Regions from separate parts of the Homo sapiens genome. Here all the other regions are linked to region 3. Evidence: chromatin contacts called from ENCODE Hi-C or POLR2A ChIA-PET data. All regions are on one chromosome and are shown on one strand. The core of a region is the stretch at or near the end of the contact, and the rest is flanking DNA. Distances in the headings are between cores, read along the strand shown.

What was found. Hi-C counts contacts between places; a loop is a spot of excess contacts on that map. ChIA-PET counts read pairs that join two places held with the same protein, here RNA polymerase II (POLR2A). Pooled maps may share reads with other maps.
Region 1: a map of OCI-LY7 shows a loop between it and region 3 (11-fold over the local background). The contact joins the promoter of CHCHD4 here to the promoter of ATG7 in region 3. A Hi-C loop is called at or near these places in 3 of 168 maps with a recorded cell type or tissue (CD4-positive, alpha-beta T cell, CD8-positive, alpha-beta T cell and OCI-LY7) and 6 of 50 pooled maps.
Region 2: a map of naive thymus-derived CD4-positive, alpha-beta T cell shows a loop between it and region 3 (15-fold over the local background). The contact joins the promoter of XPC here to the promoter of ATG7 in region 3. A Hi-C loop is called at or near these places in 2 of 168 maps with a recorded cell type or tissue (both naive thymus-derived CD4-positive, alpha-beta T cell) and 7 of 50 pooled maps. POLR2A ChIA-PET finds 5 or more read pairs at or near these places in 2 of 52 experiments (K562 and activated B cell).

What each region holds. Positions count from the first base shown.
Region 1 is chr3:14,122,160-14,126,119 of GRCh38, forward strand. CHCHD4 (coiled-coil-helix-coiled-coil-helix domain containing 4) reads right to left here and starts at 2,711. Exons shown (of 3, transcript NM_001098502.2): 1 at 2,496-2,711. The coding sequence starts at 2,517. TMEM43 (transmembrane protein 43) reads left to right here and starts at 2,893. Exons shown (of 12, transcript NM_024334.3): 1 at 2,893-3,046. The coding sequence starts at 3,035. RefSeq lists enhancers at 1,468-1,567, 2,336-3,070, 2,938-3,137, 3,071-3,805, 3,238-3,527 and 2 more and silencers at 2,128-2,177, 2,188-2,747.
Region 2 is chr3:14,176,308-14,181,113 of GRCh38, forward strand. It overlaps XPC (XPC complex subunit, DNA damage recognition and repair factor), which reads right to left and starts at 2,294. Exons shown (of 16, transcript NM_004628.5): 1 at 2,159-2,294. The coding sequence starts at 2,261. LSM3 (LSM3 homolog, U6 small nuclear RNA and mRNA degradation associated) reads left to right here and starts at 2,510. Exons shown (of 4, transcript NM_014463.3): 1 at 2,510-2,574. The coding sequence starts at 2,554. RefSeq lists a silencer at 1,934-2,053 and enhancers at 2,104-2,453, 2,554-2,603.
Region 3 is chr3:11,270,630-11,275,099 of GRCh38, forward strand. It overlaps ATG7 (autophagy related 7), which reads left to right and starts at 1,768. Exons shown (of 21, transcript NM_001349232.2): 1 at 1,768-1,801. RefSeq lists enhancers at 1,366-1,415, 1,372-1,963, 1,686-1,815, 1,964-2,553.

The DNA.
Region 1 (3,960 bases), core at 1,461-3,960, 2.9 Mb after region 3:
AAGTGGCATTTAAAAGGATGTCTGAAGCCTCAGGAAGCCTTCTCAGACCCCATAGAGCCTTTCACTAAACGATCATAGCATGCTGGGCTTTTCCTTCATGTCACCTATGACAGTCTGTAATCATGCATTTGTCTGGTGATGTTTTAATGGCAATCTGTTCCACCATGCCAGGAGGGCAGAGAATGTGTCACCTTGCTCACCACTATATGCCCAATGGCTGGCACATCACGTGTGCTCTATAATTGTTGACTGAACAGGAGTTGGCAGGCTCTGCATTAGAAAGAGGAAACTAAGAAAGAAACACTATGGTGCTGACACAGGAGAAGTGTGGCTAGCCCAAGGCCCAGGTGCGAGGCTGAGAGCCCTTGAATGCCAAACCAACGAGTTTAACCTGAAGGCTGGGTAGCAGGTGGACCCCTGAAATAAACTTGTACAGGCAAGTGATTCACTCAGAACAGAGGGCAGGTAAATGCATGATTCAATAAAGATGTGGGCACCCATTGTACACCAAGCCCTGTGCTAGATGCTGGGGATTCCACAGCCCATCTGATGCTCTCAGCTTAGTGCGAGAAGACAGGCAGGAAGTAAGATGGCAAAAAATAAAAAAGGTCATTTCAGACAGTTCAGGATGTGAAAGACACAAAGGGTCAGGAGGTGATATTGGAGCTAAATGTTAAAGGATGAGGAGTCAGCCACGGAAGAGCTGAAGGCAGGATATACCAAACCAAGGGAATAGCCAAGAGGCTAGAGGCTGGGCAGCAAAAGGGTGGGAAGAGACCAGGCTGGAAAGGCAGACAGGGCCAGATCACATAAGCTCTGATACAGTAAGCAGTTTGGGATCATTTTTTAAAAATCCTATGGGAAGCATAAAGGATCAGTGGGGGGCGGAGGGGGGGAAGTTAGGGACTTCTTACGGGGACAGTGGTATGCACAAGATAAATACTAAGGAAGGCCTATAAGTGAGTGCTTTCAATTCTCACTCCTCTCCGAACTAAGAGAGATCTTTGAAGCAGGAAAAGATAGGGCTCCATGTTTTGGAGGCAGATGGACCTAGCCTCCCCTTTCCAGAGAAAACTGCCTCCTGTAAATCCTCAAAGAGGAGGGTCTTGTTTATCAGCACAGCCTCATTATACCCAAAGGCTCAAAAATTATTTGCTAAATGAAGTAAATTAGAGAAAGACTCGAAATTAAAAACAAGAGTGGTGAGGGCAGAGGACTTTTGCTTATGGCACACATTAAGTAGTAATCAGCGGAAATATAATAGTACTCATTAAAGAGTGAGTCTTATGGCTTTACGACCCAGAGGAGGAGAGGTTCTAGAAGCAGACAGCGCCACCAGGGAAAAGGCTCAGAATTTTAGGCTGAGCTAGTCTCCTAACTGGATGTGTAACTACAGGTAGGCCACCTCCTTCTCTGGGCTTCAGATTGCTTGAATTAACTGACGGAGCTGGAGTATTCACCAAAGAATTTCTGGGGGACTTCCAACTCTCTCTGTAGTTTTATAACCATCCATCCCCCTTCTCTGGCGCAGAGAAGGTGCTTCATGAGTATTTGCCGTATCAATGAAGCCCAACATCTCATTTTACAACACTGGATACCAGGGCCTGGAGGGGTTAGGTGGGAGCTCAGGGCCAAGGAGCCAGTTTGTGGCAGTGTGTGGGGAGGCCCTCCGACCTGTGGCTCGGGTACTTCTGAGCTCTTGGGTAGAGTAACATCAAGGAAGCAGTAGGTGGTCGGAGCTCAACTTTGGGGTGGGAGGTAGGCAGGGTTCTCCCTGCAATCCACTGGGCACTAGATTGGATAAGGCTCTTCTGGGGTCACAATGCCCAGGCTCAAACCCCAGCTCCACGATTTGCTGGCTGAGTGGCTTTAGCCATGTCTCCTGTGTCTAACTTTACTCTTCAGTAAAATGTGACCAACAACAGAGCCTGACTTACAAAGGTCGCAGCGAGATCTGTGAGACAAGCCAGGCAAGTTTCCTTGAACAGTGCCTGACAGGTAGCAGGGGGCTCAAAAACATTCCCGTTAGTGGAACTCCTAGCACTCCAGCACAGCACACGCTACCCCGAGTGGCAACTTTTCGGGACGCGCCTTTTAAAGGCGCGTGCAAAATGTAAACACGTGGGGTATGGCAGGAGCGGTAGTGATAATTAACCACCATACATTCCCAGTTTCGAGCCACACGCAACGTGCTCGGCACTTCCCGTGCCCCAACCGGACCTAGTTTACGACTTCCTACGCACAGGCCCCTCTGAGGTCAGGGTTCGGGCTTCACTGTGACCTTGGACCAGCCCCGTTCCCCCCAGAGCTTCGGTTTTCTCATCCGCAAAACAGGAGTAGCGACCCCCCAGCCGGCCCGCCTCCGAGTGTCCCAGGGTGGGCACCTGGGCCGCGCCTCAGGTGGCCCGCGCCCGGCGTGGTCGCGGGGCGCCGGGGCCCGCGTGTCTCCCGCAGGCCCTCGTAGGCCGGTCTCCGTGGCAGCCCGCCCTCCCTACCTTCCTGCCGGCAATAGGACATGGCTGCAGCCCGTCCCTGAGACCTTGCAGAAGCGGCGGTGGCGGCAGCTGCACCTTTACGCCGTGACCTCCCTCTCCTCTGGCAGGGCGGGCTCCTCCGAAGCCCGCGCGGACCCGCCCCCTCCCAGGCCTGCCCGCCGCGCGCCTGCCTCGGCGCCCTCGCAACCGCGGCCAGGCCAACCTCAGCCGGAAACTACATTTCCCAGCAGGTCGCGCGCTCCTCGACAGCTCTCCAGGCAGTAGAAACTACATTTCCCCGAAAGCTTTGCAGTGCGCAGGCGCATCAATGAGGTACTGCAATGTCCCGGACCGTATAGTTTCCAGGACGTCTCGCCGCGCGCATGCGCAGAAACACTGGGCACAGGGGGAGGTAACTGCAGTAAGTCCCGCTTGGCCCTGGAGTCCACGCGGATTTTCGAAGCTGGGGCTGGCAAGAGGCCGCTGGACACCACGCTCCAGTCGTCAGCCCACTTCCTAGCTGAACAGCGCGAGGCGGCGGCAGCGAGCCGGGTCCCACCATGGCCGCGAATGTGAGTATCCCCGGGCCAGCCGGGCCACACCCAGGCTTCCCCGTCGCCCTGGGGCTTTTCCCCGGGGTCCTCTAGGTCCATTTCGCCGCCTGGAGCTCCTCCGTGCGGCTAGGCCCGCATCTCCCTCTGCTCGCCGTGTCTGTGCCTTCGCCAGCTCATCCCTCTGCTCATCTCGCGGCCTGTCCAGGCTTCTTTTGTCCGTGTTCCTTGGCTCGCCTCGTCCTCGGCGTTCGTGCGGAGGCGGACTCGGAGGTGTTGCTCCCGTACTGGGATCTGCTTGTACGCCTCTCCGCGGCCCCTCCTTGCATTCCCAGTTCCCTCCTGTACCTTGGGGCCCTGAAACTTGCGCATTATGAGAGCTGGACGCGACCTCAGAGAGGGCGCCAGTCCCTTGGGAGGGAGGAAGGCGATCCAGCCCAAGTGGAGCTGTCCAGCAATGGACAGACAGGGCTGTCCAGGCGGGCAGAGAGCTCTCCGCCCTAGGGAGTCTCTGTAAACCGAGTCTGTGATGCTCCAAAAAGCTTAGGCTGGGCTGGGAGCGAAGGAGTTGGGGGAGAGGGAGCATTTCTCTACTGTCGGGGCCCCTCCTCCCCCTAGCAAGGATTTGGTTGGAGGAGGCCTGGCTGAGGGCTGTTCCCTCAAGGCCTCTTCTCCCTGCAACTAGCCTTTCTCGGGAAACTATTTAAGCCCAACATTCATTCAACAAGCAGCGCCTCCTACCAGGGCGCTGGGTGTGGGAGAAGCTGGTGACTCACCTCTCCCCTCCTCTGTGAAAGTGCTTCTAGGGCCCGCTTAGGAGCCCAGCCAGCCCCAGACACACCCTCCCTCCTGCTTTGGTAGAGTGTCCTAGCAGCTCTCCCCTTGCCTGTCACACCCTATTTCCAGACACCGCCTCTGTCCCCAAGCGTCCTCTC
Region 2 (4,806 bases), core at 1,044-3,543, 2.9 Mb after region 3:
ACCCCTTGCTAAAATACCAACCATCCTTTAAATCACAGATCAAACTACTTCAGAGAGCGTTCCCCGATCACGCCAGTCAAACTTGATTAATCCTTTGGAAGCTACAAAGCCTTGTACCTTCTTCCACAATATTTAGCACACTTTGCCTTGAATGTTTTACATGTAAATGTCATGTCAACACTACTCTATGATCCTCCAAGATATGTTTATCTCTCATGTCACCTCATTCATGTACAGCACATAGTAGATACTCAAAAGATGTTATTTGAATGAGTAAATGAGTGAATAAAATGGAACTCGTAATATTACATATGAGGTAAATCACCTCCTAAGTTTACGAATTATTACCATTTCACTATTTCCTAATGGATGATGAATTTATAACCGGTATAGAAACAGAATCTAGTGTGATAGCCTTTGCCGGTTACCTAGTCTAATCTACCCAGTTTTTTCAGGAGACCCAGAAATTCCTTCTACAGCCTGCATTTTGCAATTATTTAAAATATTTACTAGCCGGGCGCAGTGGCTCATGCCTGTAATCCCAACACTTCGGGAGGCCGAGGCAAACGGATCACCTGAGGTCAGGAGTTTGAGACCAGCCTGGCCAACATGGCGAAACCCCATCTATACAAAAATACAAAAATTAGCCGGACATGGTGTCAGGCACCTGTAACACCAGCTACTCGGGAGGCTGAGGCAGGAGAATCACTTGAACCTAGGAGGCGGAGGTCACGCCACTGCACTCCAGCCTCAGCGACAGAGTGAGACACTGTCTCGAAAAAAATAAAAAATAAATAAAATATTTATTTAGCATTTAGCCCTACCAATCCACGGGCCCTGCATCCACAGATTCAACCAACCACAGATGAATATATTTCGGGAAAAAAAATACAAATTTAAAAAATACAGCATGACAACTATTTCCATAGTATCCACATTGTATTAGGTATTATTAGTGATCTAGAGATGATTTAAAGTATGTCGGAGGATGTGCATAGGTTACATGGAAACACTAGGCCATTTGATATAAGGTACTTGAGCATCACAGGTTTTAGTATCCGCGGGGTATCTGGGAAGGACCACCTTAGTTTGCTCAAGGAATGTCTAACTTGAGTTTTGAAGAAATAGAAAAAATCAGCCCTGGTAAAAGCCATGGGGGGTTCACTCTAGGCAGAAGGAACATCAAAGGAAAAGACTCAAGGAATAACTTGGCATATTTGAGGAAGAGAAAGGAGGCCAATAAGGAGGGTATCTGGCAAGGAAACAAGTGGTAAGAGAAACAGGAGAGGTAGCAAGAGCCAAAACATGTAGTATCTTGTAGGCCAGGATAAAACAACTGGATTTTAAGCTAAGAGCAATGGAAAACCAAGGGGAGTTTAAAGCAGGAGCAGGGCATGATTTTTTTTTTTTTTAAGATTATTTGGGTTGCTGGATGCAGAGCTGGGAGGCCAGTAAAGAGGAAACTGCAGTCACTCAACTGAAAGGTGATGATGACTTGGACAGGGGCTGTGGTCATGGAAATGAAGAGAAGTGGACAAATTTGAAATACACTCTTGAGGCTGAACTGACTGGACTTGCTGACGGACTGGATGTGTGGACATAAGAAAAAGGTGGGCTTTGCTTTATAACAAGTATTGAGACTGGAAAAACGGAGGAAAGCATAGATTTAAAGAGGAAAACCATGAGTTCTGCATTGCCCATGACAAATGTAAGAAGCCTATCAAATATCCATGAGGGGAAGTCAGGTGGGATCCCACTGTGGAACTCTGGGTGAGACTCAGCTGAAGTTATCATTCGGGAGTCAGCACACTGCATCACTCTACGTCCTGGTCCGTCCGTCTGTCTTCCTGGGACACAAATAACTGCCTTCTCCGAGTTCAACCCTGAACATCTGTATCCTCTGGACAACGGGGAGCGGGAAAAAAGCTACGCAGGAGCTTGGATCGGGCGAAGCTCGCGGGAAACCGCTCTGGGTGCGCAGGACAAAGACGCGGGGACAGCGGGGAGGGCCGGCCGCAGCCTGCCGGGCTGCCCCCACGGCGCGGAACGCGCGCAGCAACCTCCACCAGGCCTCCGCGTCTGGACTCCCGCCCTGCCTCTGGGCCTCCTCCGCCCACCGGCGGCGTCTCCCGCGAAGCCCGCTGGGCCTCGCTCTCACCCTCCTCCTCCTCCTCACGCCGGGCCTTGCTCTTGGCCTTGGATTTCTGGCTGCGCAGTTCGCGTCCCCGCGGCTCCCCGCCGGCCGCGCGTTTCCGAGCCATGTTGCTTGTCTGGGCAAATTCCACTTCGCGAGTGACGCACCCGGCCGCGATGCGCTAGAACGCCGGCCCCGCCCCGAGGCGGTGCGCTTGGCCACGCCCCTTCGTTGGAGGCCTAGTCACGCCCCTAAAGGAAGCTCCACCCCATACCCGTGGCCACTAAAAAACTGCGGGAAGCAGGAAAGAGCACAACAGGTTTCTCTCTATTTCCGGTGTATTGTATCCTCACGTTTCCGGAGATTGACGTTGCTCTTGTGTTCTCGCGAGAGGCGGGAAAGGGCGCAGGGTTTGAAACATGGCGGACGACGTAGACCAGGTAAGTGTATTTTAAGGAGGTCGCTCGAAGGAGCTTCTTGTACTAGGCTGCTTTTTCCAGACTCAGGAAAAATGGCCAGTCGTGCCTCCTCTCTCCAAGTCACCATGGCCTAATCCACCCTGTCCTTTCCGTAACCCCCCCTCCGAATTTTGCCGTAGGCCCTGAGACCTTTTCCTGTTAGAAGCCCACCTGATGACTATTCTCACACTCTTCGCTTCATTTTTTTAAATCTGTAGATTATTATCCTTAGCTACCTCATGGAGCTGTCAGGATTCCAATAGAAAGCCAGGTAATAAAGTTAGGAGTTGTTATCATTAGTGAGCGCAACAATTATTTATTCATTCAGCAGATAGAGTGAACATCAGCTTTGTATGGTTAGGCACTGTTCTAAGGGCCAGGGACACTGACATCGACATATAAGAGATCCTTGCCATTACTTGGAGCTTATATTTGCGAGGAGAACAGATAAAAGTAAATATAAATATGTAAGACTTCCAGGAACTGTGATGTGCTGTGAAGGAAACAAGGAACTGGTATGCAGAATAACAGATGGTCCTAGAAGCTTTTTCACCTGGTCTTTTTCTTCCTCAAATATCTTTGGAGATCATGCCACAACTTAAACTTTCTACTGAAATCTGACCTCCTCAGAGAGGACTTCTGCCCAAATAGCACTCCCGCTACTCTGGTTACCCTGCCTCATTTTTCTTCATAGAGAGTTATTTTTTCATATTAAATGTATGCATCTTTGTTTAATGTGAATCTCTCCCCACTAGAATGTAAATGCCATAAGAGCAGGGATTTTGTTTTGTTCATTCTTTTGTCTTTGGGGTTTAGAACAGTGCTGGAAACACTCAAAAAATATTTGAGTGAATGAGTTAGATGATCAGAGGAAGCCTCTTTGAGAAGCCAATATTTAAAGCTACAGGATGAAAAGAGCAGACAGTGGGCATCCCAGACAGAGGCTTAGGTAGCAGTAGGGCTTTTTCATGTGCATATTCTTACAGTATTATAATTATTTGTATGCCTCTCCACAGTAGAATGAGCTCCTTGAGGGTGGGGATTGTGACTTCTCTATCATTGTAATCTAACAGTTGGTTATCTGATCCTTTAACAAACACTTGTTGAACTGAGGGACATAGGGACCAGTTGAGTTAGGTTATTTTTTTCTCTCATCAGGCCTTTTGAATCTTCAGAGCCTGTTACCAATTCAGTTACCTTCCTCCACTGGCCTTGTGTACTTACTGAAGAAGCTCTCCTTGAATAATCTTTCTAACTCTTAGCGGCTGCAACCATCCCTTCCATGTGGGTGACCCCAAGTCATCCTAGCCCTGACCTCTAAAACCAATGTTTCCAGCAGTTCTGTAATAATATAATATTAATAGGAATCTTTTCTTTTCCTTTTTTTTTCTATTCTTTTCTTTTTTTTGGATGGAGTCTCACTCTATCGCCCAGGCTGGAGTGCAGTGGCGTGATCTCAGCTCACTGCAACCTCTGCCTCCTGGGTTCAAGTGATTCTCCTGTCTCAGCCTCCCAAGTAGCTGGGACTACAGGTGCGTGCCGCCACACCTGGCTAATTTTTGTATTTTTCGTAGAGATGGGGTTTCACCATGTTGGCCAGGCTGGTCTCAAACTCCTAACCTCAGGTGATCTGCCTTTCTCAGCCGCCCAAAGTGCTGGGATTCAAGCGTGAGCCACCACGCCCGGCCAATAGGAACCATTTCTAAATATTAATATTTTCTGTTTTCCTGGCACTGTTTTTAAATGCATTAACTAGTTTAATCCTCATAAGAACCCAGAAAGAAGGTTGTGGCTTTCTCAATTACAAATGAAGAATCTGAGAATTACAGATGGCATGATTTTTAATCTCAGTTCATAAATGTCAGGTCACAGCCAGGAGTTGAACCCGGACTGCCTGACTCCAAAGCCAGTGCTTGCTTGCCTTTTTTTTTTTTTTTTTTTTTTTTTTTTTTTTTTTTAAAAAAAAAAAAGACAAGAGTCTCACTCTGTTGCCCAAGCTGGAGTGCAGTGGCACGATCTTGGCTCACTGCAACCTCCACCTCGCCAGGCTCAAGCAATCCTCCCACCTCAGCCCTTGGAGTAGCTGGGACTACAGGCATGTGCCACCATGCCCGGCTAAGCCAGTGCTTTCAACCAGTGTTCTATACTGGCTACTAAATATATTTATCTTATTCACCAGTTGGCAGCCTAAACTCAACCTGTGCTGAATTCATA
Region 3 (4,470 bases), core at 518-3,017:
TAGGCGGTGGAGTTAAAAGCAATGTTTTGGGGGTAGGGGGTGGATCTCACAAAGTACATTCTCAAGGGTGGTGAGAATTACAAAGAAACTTCTTAAGGGTGGGGGAGACTATAAAAGAACCTTCTTAAGGGTGGGGGAGATTACAAAGTACATTGATCAGTTAGGGTGGGGCAGAAACAAATCACAATGGTGGAATGTCATCAGTTAAGGCTATTTTCACTTCTGCGGATCTTCAGTTGCTGCAAGCCATCTGGATGTATACGTGCAGGTCACTGGGGATATGATGGCTTAGCTTGGGCTCAGAGACTGACACACACAACCCCTACTGAGAATAGGTTGGCCTCAAGATAAAACATTCTCTAATCTACTATCTGATCAAGCCACCCCTTCATCCCACTTCCCATATTCGGTTGTTTCCAGCCTTGTTTACCTGCCTTTGGGGAGGGTGGGGGGTGGGGGAACCCTCTTTTTCCCTAACCATTGAAACATCTGCGGATGTTTTGGTCAGAGTGATCTCACTATTGCAATAGTCTCCCTCTGCTATTGCACGGTTCCTTCTCTCCCACCTCTCTCACTTCTTGCAGTAATCCTTTCTTTTTTTTTTTTTTTGAGACGGAGTCTCGCTCTGTCGCCCAGGCTGGAGTGCAGTGGTGGGATCTCGGCTCACTGCAAGCTCCGCCTCCCGGGTTCACGCCATTCTCCTGCCTCAGCCTCCCAAGTAGCTGGGACTACAGGCGCCCGCCACCACGCCCGGCTAATTTTTTTGTATTTTTAGTAGAGACGGGGTTTCACCGTTTTAGCCGGGATGGTCTCGATCTCCTGACCTCGTGATCCGCCCGCCTCGGCCTCCCAAAGTGCTGTGATTACAGGCGTGAGCCACCGCGCCGGGCCTGCAGTAATCCTTTCTAATAAGTATCCTTATTAGTCTGGATTTGTTTTCTTATTTGCCAGAATCAAACAAACTTCAGATTACGTTCCTGGCCCAAAAGCCCTTTAACTTTCAGCAAGCCACCTAACTTTTCTTAGATTCTGTTCTTTCATATATAACTTGGGGATATGTTTCAGGACTCTTGTGAGGATTAGAGATGTAAAACCCTGAAAACATGGTGGCTAGTTAATTAATAGCAGTCATCGCTCTTGTTGTTATGAGTCTAGAGTGGTATATCAGAGTTAATTTGTGAAAGGCCTTACAGGCCAGACAGAGAAACTTGTCATAATCACTGCTGTATCTTCAACACCTGTCCAGTGCTTTGCACGCGCAGAGTATCTAACCAAGTATTGAGAGGGAATAACTTTATCTCACTGACAGTGAGGAGCTGTGAGAATGATGGCTGGTTTAGAAAAGGCAGGTTGGTCACTGTCGACGTTCACTGGCCTTTTCCTACTAAAATTCTCATCTCCTGGCTCTCCACACCTGCCACCCTGATGGCCCCTGTGCTGCGTTTGATGCCGCCTCTCCTGGAGAATGACCATGGTGATCATTCCTGTCATCCTCTGAAATCAAAAGAGAGAACGTGGGCACTTTCTTAAAAGCCTGAAGGGAATGTAGACATTCCGACATCTGGTAAGGGAGACGCTCTCCATCGCTTCCCCCGGGGGCGTCACCGCCCCCTGATGCCCCGCCCTCCTCACGACTCAAGTTCCTCCCACTTAGCTCGGTGCTAGGGGCGCATTTCCCCGGCATGCCTCTGCTCCTTTGCGCACGCGCGCCGCTTCCCAGTGGCAAGCGCGGGCAGGACCGCGTTGCGTCATCGGGGCGCGCGCCTCAGAGAGAGCTGTGGTTGCCGGAAGTTGAGCGGCGGTAAGTGAGCCGCGGCGGGCGAGGGTGTAGTGGGGTCTTGCTGGGCCGGTTTTGGAGGCCTGGAGTCAAGGGGCGAGCTCGCCAGGGAGGGCGAGGGTCACAGCAAGTCTCAGGATCCTCCTCTGCCAGTTTCTGGGTGGTCCTTCCTCCTCCAGGGACTCACTGATTCCGGCTGGCGCCCTTCGTCTGTAGCCGCGTCCCCTCAGACTGGTTCAGTCCGGGGTCTTCTGACTTGGAAGCTCGTGCTGATTTCCTAAGTCAGCCCCTCCTGTCCTCTTGGTAGGCAGTGCTCAGAATCTTCAGTGTTGGAACACGGGAGATGGGACATTTGGATTCCCAGCCTGGCTGTGTCTGGATTTGCTGTCTCTGGCACGTTCCTTCCCCATCTAAGCTGCTTTTCCATCTGCAAAATGGGAATGATAATCCGCCATTTGTTTAAGTGAGGAGGTTAAATAAGTTTACTTTCTGAGAAAGAAGATTCTCGATTCCTTGGTTACAGGGTTAGAAACTAATGCACAATAAGAATCAATCCGGTAAGGTAAATATAGGTGTTAGAACATTTGTCAGAAATAGAGTCAAACTTCTAATTTTATAAGTACAGTACTAACGTACATGATGTTGGAGAAGTACAAGCCAAACCGTGTGTGTGTGCACGTGCGTGCAGTTTCCTGATTTTTAAACACTGGCGACTGATGCCATTTTTTAAAAATTGGCAAGTAATTCTGGCGTTTAAAAACATTGGCAACTCAGTTTTTACAAAACCCTGTTCAACTGTAACCAGTCATATCTGTGGCTGTCAGTTTGGGACCTCTGGATCCCAGACTCCCTTTTTCATTGACTACTTAGATTTTTTTCTCTGACACCTCTGCCCACTGGCCAGATTTCTTCAGTGACAGAAAGCTTTCTACTTCTGGTTGCTCCTGTTTGGTCCTCCCCCAGTTCTGACTCTTAGGTTGAGCTGAAAGCAGCTACTCGGTAATCTTAGCTCACTGTTCCTCCTTCAGGCTCTTGGAATCACCCCTGCATTTAATTGCCCTATACATCATTGAAAGCTGCTAGTTTGTCTTCCTCTTCTCACCTTTTCTTCTCTAGGCTAAGCATATTTAATGTATTTGCTCATAGTAAACTTAACAGTGACAGCAAATTTTGTCATGTTTTGTTATATCCCCAGCATATAGAGCAATGCCTAGCATATTATATATGCTCAATAAATATTTGTTGGATGAATGAATAAAACAAATATTTGCCTGTTATGTGCCTGGCATTATTGTGGGCACTGGTGATCTATCAGTAAAATAAGAAGAAAAAGAACCCTGTTTCATGGCACCTTCTAATAATAGTGGTGGTGGTGGCGGTGGCGGCATTGTCAGTAAGGGTTGGTAGGTGTTTCCGATTCTGAAACGTACAGGGTCATGGGATGGACAGTAATTGGGGGGAAGCATAAAAGCTAGCTAGTCAGGGATGGCTTCCCTGAGGAAGTGACCTAACACTTGAATAAAGAAAAGTCCAGTCTTGGAATGGCTCATGTTGCTAAACTGCTTTCCCATCCCCCAACGCTGCTCCAGTCTTGTTAAGCTGCTTGCAGGTGTGTGTCACCTATAGCCCTTTGCTTCTGCTGCTTCGAACATCTCCCCTTCCTCTTCCATTTATCTTGGCCAACTCCTTCCTGCCCTCATGTGACATGATTTTGAAATCCTTTAAGAGCTGAGTACTGGACTTTCCATTACTCAACCACAGGTTCCGTTTTTCGTTCCCAGCCAGCATCTCATTATAGAGAATAAACATTTATTGAGCTTCAGCTGTGTGTCTGGCACTGCGCTGCAAGCTGGGAATACAAAAATGAGTAAGATACACATCCCTGTCCTCAAAGAGTTTACTTTTTTTTTAAGCCAAGGAGATAGCAACGGTATGGCATGAAGCTATTGCGGAGGTTTGGTAGAGGAGGACTTAGGGTACGCATAAGTCAGGCTGACTCATCAGAGAAGGTTTCAGTGAGGAGGTGCTGCTTTAGCCAAGACCTGAAGGACGAACGAGATCTGACAGGTGAAGAGTGGTTCGAAGTGAGATGAGCAAAGGGCTAGAGGTGAGAATGCATGGCCTGCTTGTGGTTCACTGGAGTGCCAGTGTGGAGGTGTAGGATGAGAGGTGACTGGAAAGGTAAGCACTAGCCACATCGTGAAGGGCCCTGTGGACAATAGCATGTTACCCGCACATAGACTTTGGGATCCAAGATAGCTGCGTACCAATATTCCCATTGCCACTGAACTAGTTTTGTGACCCTGGGCAAGTCACTTCTTTCTAAGCTTCAGTTTCCTCATCTCTAAGAAGGGGAAATAAAAACTGTACGAGGTGATATGTTACTCACTTGACACTGGTAGATGATAAATACTCAATAAACAGTAGTCATTAATATTGCCAGGCCCAGAAGTTTGGACTCTAAAATGTGGGGGCGGGGGTGGAGAGCAGGACACTGAAGATTTTAAAACAGATGCGACATCCTCTCATCTGTTTTAAATTACCCAGGCAGCAATGTGGTGATTACACTGGACAGAAAAAGACAAGCAGGGGACCAGTTGGGTATAGTTGCAGTGATCCAGGTGACAGGATGAAGATCTGGATGAAGGCAGTGACAGTGGAGATGGAGAGGAGTGGGAGGAGTTGAGAGATTA